Regions from separate parts of the Mus musculus genome. Here region 1 is linked to region 2. The links are chromatin contacts, found by Hi-C or POLR2A ChIA-PET in ENCODE. All regions are on one chromosome and are shown on one strand. The core of a region is the stretch at or near the end of the contact, and the rest is flanking DNA. Distances in the headings are between cores, read along the strand shown.

The links. A loop is a pair of places that touch in the nucleus more often than their neighbours do. ChIA-PET counts read pairs that join two places held with the same protein, here RNA polymerase II (POLR2A).
Region 1: a loop to region 2 is called in a map of heart, with 1.8 times the contacts of the local background. The contact joins two enhancer-like sites. A Hi-C loop is called at or near these places in 2 of 37 maps with a recorded cell type or tissue (both heart). POLR2A ChIA-PET finds 5 or more read pairs at or near these places in 2 of 5 experiments (Patski and embryonic stem cell).

What each region holds. Positions count from the first base shown.
Region 1 is chr7:67,498,350-67,501,811 of GRCm38, forward strand. No RefSeq gene overlaps it. Among named protein-coding and RNA genes, the nearest start is that of Gm34079, 21 kb to the right of the region's middle. Within about 2 kb of position 1,267, at least 1 of the 3 ENCODE cell types and tissues checked has a DNase peak (open chromatin) inside an H3K27ac peak, as active enhancers do; it is heart, where a contact is called at or near this core.
Region 2 is chr7:67,457,985-67,461,512 of GRCm38, forward strand. No RefSeq gene overlaps it. Among named protein-coding and RNA genes, the nearest start is that of Gm33926, 19 kb to the left of the region's middle. Within about 2 kb of position 1,992, at least 1 of the 3 ENCODE cell types and tissues checked has a DNase peak (open chromatin) inside an H3K27ac peak, as active enhancers do; it is heart, where a contact is called at or near this core.

The DNA.
Region 1 (3,462 bases), core at 17-2,516, 40 kb after region 2:
TTTCTAGAAGGTGAAATCTAAGCTGATCCACATTCTCAGTGGCTCTCTCCATGGTGACACTAGACTGCTTACACAAAGCAGCAGCAACCCTTGTATAGCTGGGGACAAGCTCTAGATCAGCAGGCTGGGCTCCTCTGCTCCCTGCACCATACTCTCCAGGGTACTGGACTGTCCAGTGTATGTACCAACTGTCACCCAAAGCTGGTCAGCAGCCCTAAGCCAGTATGCTGGTCCACTTCCAACTCGCAATTGAATAAATGGGGATTGGGGGAGTTGGCTGAGTGACTAAGAGGTTTTGCTAAGCAAGCATGAGTCCCTGAGTTCAAATCTCTGGCTCTCTTGTAAAAGGCTGAGTGAGGCTACACTCATGCCTGTAACCTCATCGCAGGGACAGAGATAGGCTTGCTGGTTGACAGCCTCTTTGTAGTTTCAGTGAGAGACTCTGTATTAAAGGAATAAAATGGTAATGACAGAGTGGGATGTCTGACATCCTCATCTGGCCTCCGCACATGAGCCTGACCCACAAGGATGCTTATGCTACACACACACACACACACACACACACACACACACACACAGAGACACCCCCCCCCCCCAAGTATTGAACAAATGGGCCTTGCTTCTTCTTTAAGTGACCTCATCACCAAAGCGATCGTGTTGTGGTTTGGAAACAGCAGCATTTCCTGGCCAGGCTCAGCCCAAAGTCAGCAAGTGCTGGTGGGCTCTGGACCAGTGGCAGCCCAGAGCTTGGAGAGCCAGGTGCAACCCTTACTCTGAGGGCTTTATCTCAGCAAGGCACATGAAATCATAGTGTGTAGGATATGACATGATATGTGTGTGTATATATGTATATATGTGTGTGTGTGTATGTATATATGTGTGTGTATATATATATATGTGTGTGTGTGTATGTGTGTATATATATATGTGTGTGTGTATGTATATATGTGTGTGTATATATATATGTGTGTGTGTGTGTGTGTATGTGTGTGTATATATACATGTATATGTATGTATATATGTGTGTATACATATATATGATATAATCATATACAATACTATATTTATAGCACACACACACACACACTGTTATAAAAATAGAGGCCTAAGCATAATCAATGAGCGAGGCCGAGTCTGACCAAGCACTGCAGCTGGCGGTGAGTACAGTCTTAACAACTCACACTTTTACCCTCTGCAAGTTCTTTGCAGGGCCGCTGAGGGCGGAGGCCTGTCTGCACAAGGAGATAGGGTACAATGTCTGACCTTGTTTGGGCTTAAAGGCCTCCAAGTAACTTGTCCCAGCACTTAGAGGTGCATCAAAGCCAAATGTCTCCAAAAACTGGGCCTTGAGCCACCAGGAGAGGAGAAGAGGCCATGGACTTGGCAGGAGCCATGTCATCTGAGTGGAGGTTGGAACCAGGCCCTGGGGAGTGAAATCGCTCTGAGGAGAGGACAAAGGCTTCCCTATAGCATCCTGCATCCCGACCTCACTCAGCTGTATAGCTATGAAGGCATACGCTGTGCTAAGCCCTGTAGAGTAAGGGATGGGCGGGGAGGAGAACTCGGGGCTGATGAATGGAGAGTTTGGGTATATTCTATTATCCCTATTCTGGGAGCACCTCCTTGTCCTCCACATTTAGAAGATGAGGACATGAGGTGTAAACAGACTGAGGGTCTCAGTGTAGACACACCTTTTCTAAATATAAACTTGCGACATCTCCAGACTAAGGGTGCATCTGGAGTCTGAGGAACATGAGGGTGGCAGTGTGTGGAATTGGAGAGTGGCACCTCCAGAGTTGGCCTCTCACGGCTCAAAAGATAGCTCAGCCTCCCTTCTGCATTGCCCACCATTCTCCAGTTTCAGAGGACGTCAGAGGAGCCCTTGAGAACTTGAGTTCAGGGCCAAAGGGAAGGCAGACCCAGGCAGTGTGGCACAGAGGCAAGTACCCGAGTCTCAGAGGAAGCAGAGCTTGCAGCAACTCAGAGCCTGCTAGCCTAACCCCAGGCTGTGCTGAAAGAAATCTCTCCTTTGATTACAAAGAGAAATGGGACCTTAACGTAGCTGTTACTTAATAACTTCGGGTTTCCAAGGTAGATAAAAATCTCCAGCATGTTTAGCCCTGGGGTGTAGACATCAAAGGACACTGGTGGAGCCCTTGGGTGGCCACCTGATCCTACCTCCTCCTCCGGAGTCATCTGTGGTCTGTGGCTAGAAGCACCCTGCTCTGGGCCTCCCCACATCTGTCCTTATGCCACCAGAGGTACAGCTGGGGTGGCCAAAGGCAGCGAGTCTGTGTGGGATGTGCTTCCACACGCACCTGCAGACTTGTTGGCCCTGCTGTTGAAAGATGCATGAACCGCTACCCCCATCCCCTGGCGAGCACACAGACAGTATGGCTGACAGGAACCAGAGGGCCAGCTCAAGTCTGTCTATGCTTCATTCACCCATGCCTGGTGCATCCAACCACGTTGGGCTGTCACTATCCCCACAGGGCTACCTGGAGGCACACACAGCTTCCTGAGAGCAGTGTGCATCCCTGAGCTGGTATGGGGCTACAGAAAGGGCATCGAGACGCTACCAAGAGCAGCTCCAAGTTCAGGTGTCTGCTTTGAGTCTGTGGAGAAGTGAGGCCTACTCTCTAGAGAAACTCCTCTTTGCCTCTTTCACATCCGACGAACTATGTCTGGTTTTCATCAGGAGGATCCTTTATTTCTAAGGCATTAAGAACATCTGGCATTAATAATCCCAGCACACTGAAACCACAGGGCAGCAGCAGCAGCAGCTGGGGAGTCCCAGAACCTGAGAAGGCCCCGTGGGGACACCTGGGAAGTTGACCACAGCTTCCAGAGGAAGGGCCCAAATTCCCTCCACAAACTTCTGGCCCATAGACAGCTGTGGCATGAAGGCAGCTTTTTAGAAAATGTGCAGCGATTTTAGGATCCGGGATTATTTTCATAAGTAAGAAGATACGGAAGCCACATCATTCCACATTCGCAAGAGTCGCTTCAAGCCAGGGATGCTACACTTCCTTATTTCCCAGGAATGAGCTTAGATGTCCTGAGCCCTATAAGCATATGGCCCTCAATTTCTTCAACCACAACCCACCTAAGGGTGCTTCGGGTGGGCATGGTGGTATTTGGTAGACAATGGAGATTAAGACTTCAGGAAAACCTTCTCCAGAAGGAGTCATGTCCACCCCCTTGCCCTGTGAGCCAGGGACATAGACTGTAAGAGTATACATGTTTAATGTCCTTGGTGGCCATGCGCTAAAGGCTTGGTCCCCAGAGTAGGGCTTTGGCGAGATAGTAGAACCTTTAAGAAGTAGGGCAGAAGAGGAGGTCCTTAGGTCACTGGGGACATGCCCTTGGAGAGGACTCCGGGCCAACAGCTTCTTCCTATTCTCATGATTCCTGTCCATGAGGTGGGAAGCTTCGTTCCATCATATGTTCCCACCATAGTGC
Region 2 (3,528 bases), core at 742-3,241:
AAGGCTTATAGAGAGTCTTTCCTCCTTCAGACTCTCAGACTTACAGCTTCTATTTCCATACTTGCTTAGGTCAGCATCTTAGTTCCCTGTCTGTCCACAGACATCTGCATTTATGAAACAGCCAGACTATCTAGTCACAGAGAATGTTTACAACACTCTGAAGGCAACACCTTCCAAACTGGTGTGCCCATGAAGTGCTCAGAGACATCAAGGGGAAATACAGTAAGATGCATGCATAGCTTTGTGTGCTCAACCCCGATTCAGCTGGGCATGCTCCCCTGTCTAATTCATCCATTGCTGGTGAGATTCCATTTGGCAAACTAGTTCTATAGCTAAAAAGGGAAGAGAAAGCCTCTGGAAACCACAGTGATCACACCTGAGTTTCCTTCCATCTGTGAATTTCTGTGATAATGTTAATCAGAAAACTGTCCTGGCTATGATTTTGAGGTGGTCAGATTAGAGGCTATGAACTCAAGCGTAATGAGCCGTGACTGCTTTTGAAAACAAAGACTTTGCCATCAGATTATTTTAAGCTCCAAACTTCCTTAGTGCATTTAAAACAGAATTCGATTTACAATAAAGCTAATTAACAGAACACACAGGTCTTTAGACATACACGGGTTATGTGAAACCGAGAGCACTCATATTAAAATATTCTTAGCTTCTTTAGTTCTGTTTGGATGAGCCCTAGAGAGGACAACATGGATTTGAGAGGAAGAACGGGTCAGGAGATTGCAAAAAAGTGTTCTGAACTTTACAATAAAGGTTCTTGGCTAACGGGAGTGCCCAACCCCCCAAACATCTCCTCTTATCTCTTGTCTGCCTCTCTCTTCCTCTCTGCAGGCGCACCCCACTTCCAGGAGTGCTTGGTGATATCTTTGCTTTGATAATAAGTGCATATCAGAACAGTGTTCTGCCCATGGGGACCAATTTCCTTTTCCATCACCTGTGGCCTCTCAACATGAAATTATAGGTAGAAACAAGTAATTGTGGTTGGTGGCAGGTCCCAAGGCTCAGCTGCCACCAAGGGACCTGGCCTGTGCACCTCGCTTCTTTTTCCTTTCTCCCACCTCCATCCAGGATGGAGAACATGTGAGGCTTGATCTTCAAGAAAGTGGGTCTACCCAGTTAGAACACAGCTCCCTGGCTGACATCTTCAGGAAACTTCTGGGACTAGCCCAGTTACCGGGCATCTGTAGACCTTCCCCAAAGCAACATCTGGAGAAAGATGTTGCCAGCCCTGTATCCTAACTCTGGTCTATCAATGACCCCTGTGGGAATCTCCACACTGGAGGGAGGGGTTGGAGGCCAAAAAGCTTGTCTGCACATGCGCGCGCACACACACGCGCAAGCGAGAGAGAGAGAGAGAGAGAGAGAGAGAGAGAGAGAGAGAGAGAGAGAGAGAGATTACCACAGTGCCCATGGCTCTGGCTAGAGTTTAGAGTTACTGGTGACAGTGCCTAGTCGCCCAGTCAAACTCATGCCAATAACAAGTAGGAGGTCTAGGAGTTTGGGATGTAGGCAGTGAGAGAAACCTCCCAAGCATGGAAAGGACATGGTTATGACTGATCAGTTGAACGAGGAAAGGGTGGAGCCGATAAGGTTTTGGGAAGAGGGAGGTTTGGGGTGAAGTCTTGAGTGCGAGTGAGGGAGAGGTTGCTTGGCTTTATGAGCCCTGATCTCAGCATCAAGAATGCTGGCACCAGTTGACTTGCGCATTCTTCTCCAGCATCTTCACACCCCATAGAGGTGGCACCCATCTCATAAGTCGGATGGTCCCACAACCCCCAACGAGCTCTTCCCACCTTCTTTCTCCCTGTGGGATGCCTGTGGACCTTTGTCCCCCACCAGCTGGCCTCCTGGGCCGCTGAGTTCTCTTTGTAGTGGGGGGCCCCACCGATAAGAGCCCACTCACAGCTGCCCACCCACACCAGCCAAGTGTCATGGAAGGAATGTGGTGGCAGCTGGTCTCGGATCACAAGACAGAACCACCCAGGACACGTAGTCAGGTCAGGAAGCGCCTCCCGGAAAGGAGAAGCCTGAGCAGGCTGGAAGGGAGGCGGCTCTCGGAGGAAACCAGCACAGTGACTCAGCTGCACTTCTGTGGGATGCAGTGTGCACTGCCTGAGAAAACAAATTCCTCCAGCAGGTTTATCTCCCTGGGGAGGAGACGGAATCAGAAATGTGTGGTGGCAGCGAGGGAGGCCCTGGGCTCCTCCCAAGCCAAGAACCTAGTGCAGGGTTGTCTGGGTCAGCCAGGCTAAGTAGGATGGAGGATGAAGTCTGGTGGGTACCACCCATGTACCACAAGCCAGATCTAACCATCCCATCATTAGGGGCCACAAGGAAGAGACAGCTCCTTTGGAAAACACCAAGGGGCATTGCTGAACAGTTAAAGCAAACATAGGCATTGGGTTTTTGGAAGCACGCTATGAAAATCTCCATGGCGACCTGCTGGGCTTTAAGCAGGAAGCCTCTTAGGCTTGACAACAAGTGGGAGGAAGAGGGCATAGTTCAGGCTCATGGGATGGTGGCTCCTGATGGTGTGTAACTTGCCCAGCCATTCCCTAGGGCCCTGAACACCAGGTCCCAATTCCCCATCTATATAGCAGCAATTAGACTCAAAGAAAGAGGGTAGGTTCCCATGCATAGCTTGGGTGTGTGGAAGAACCTGCCCCGGGGAGCAGCATGTCACCACTTAGGTAAATAGGACCAGGTAGGACCTGTTCTGGAAAGCCTCCGTCACACCTTAACGATGGCTACTGGGATCTACGTGTGGCTTTTCCTCTGCCTCTTCTTCTACCTCATTGGCTTCACTCCTGAAGCACCAGTATTGCCTAGGAGCATCTTAGAAATGCAGATCTTAAAACAGAACCTAAGGAAAAGGGTCTGACTGGTTCACAGCCCTCCTGCAGGATGAGATGCCTGCTGGCTTGGAAAGCATGCAAGCAGGTGGCTGTTGGCCTCATCAGAATCACCTCCGGAACTTGAAAGTGTGCTGATGCCTAAATGTTCAAGGAGATAAACACTAAGCAATGAGGACACATTCCATGGTTCCCCATTAATGTGTGTAAGTTTTAGATTTATATGTATTAATTTAAAATTTTAAGTGCGGGAAACTGGGTCTAACCCTCGGTAATCTGGGGTTCGCTGGCGGGGTTCAGGCTGTGCATCAGGATTTTCAACTGTCTCAGGGTAGAGTAAAATTTCTGGAGGGCTTGTCTTACGGTTGGTTCCCAATTAGAACCTGAAGGTCACCTCATAATGGGACGGCTGCCCATGACACTCCACAGTCTGCCCTTTCCTTGGCTAGGAAGAGTTTCTTGGGCTTTGGTGTACAACAGAACCAAGCTGGCTGTTGGGGGATATGGTAGTCCACACAGATTCCTGGAGTCTTCTGCAGGTAACCAAGTCAGCCATGGGGTAGGACCAGGAAATGCTTCTGTGTGCACCTGATTCTAGTTTCATCTCTGCCATATCCCCTGGCAAGTAATGTCATGGGGGGTCAGCTTGCTCATCCAGGGAGAA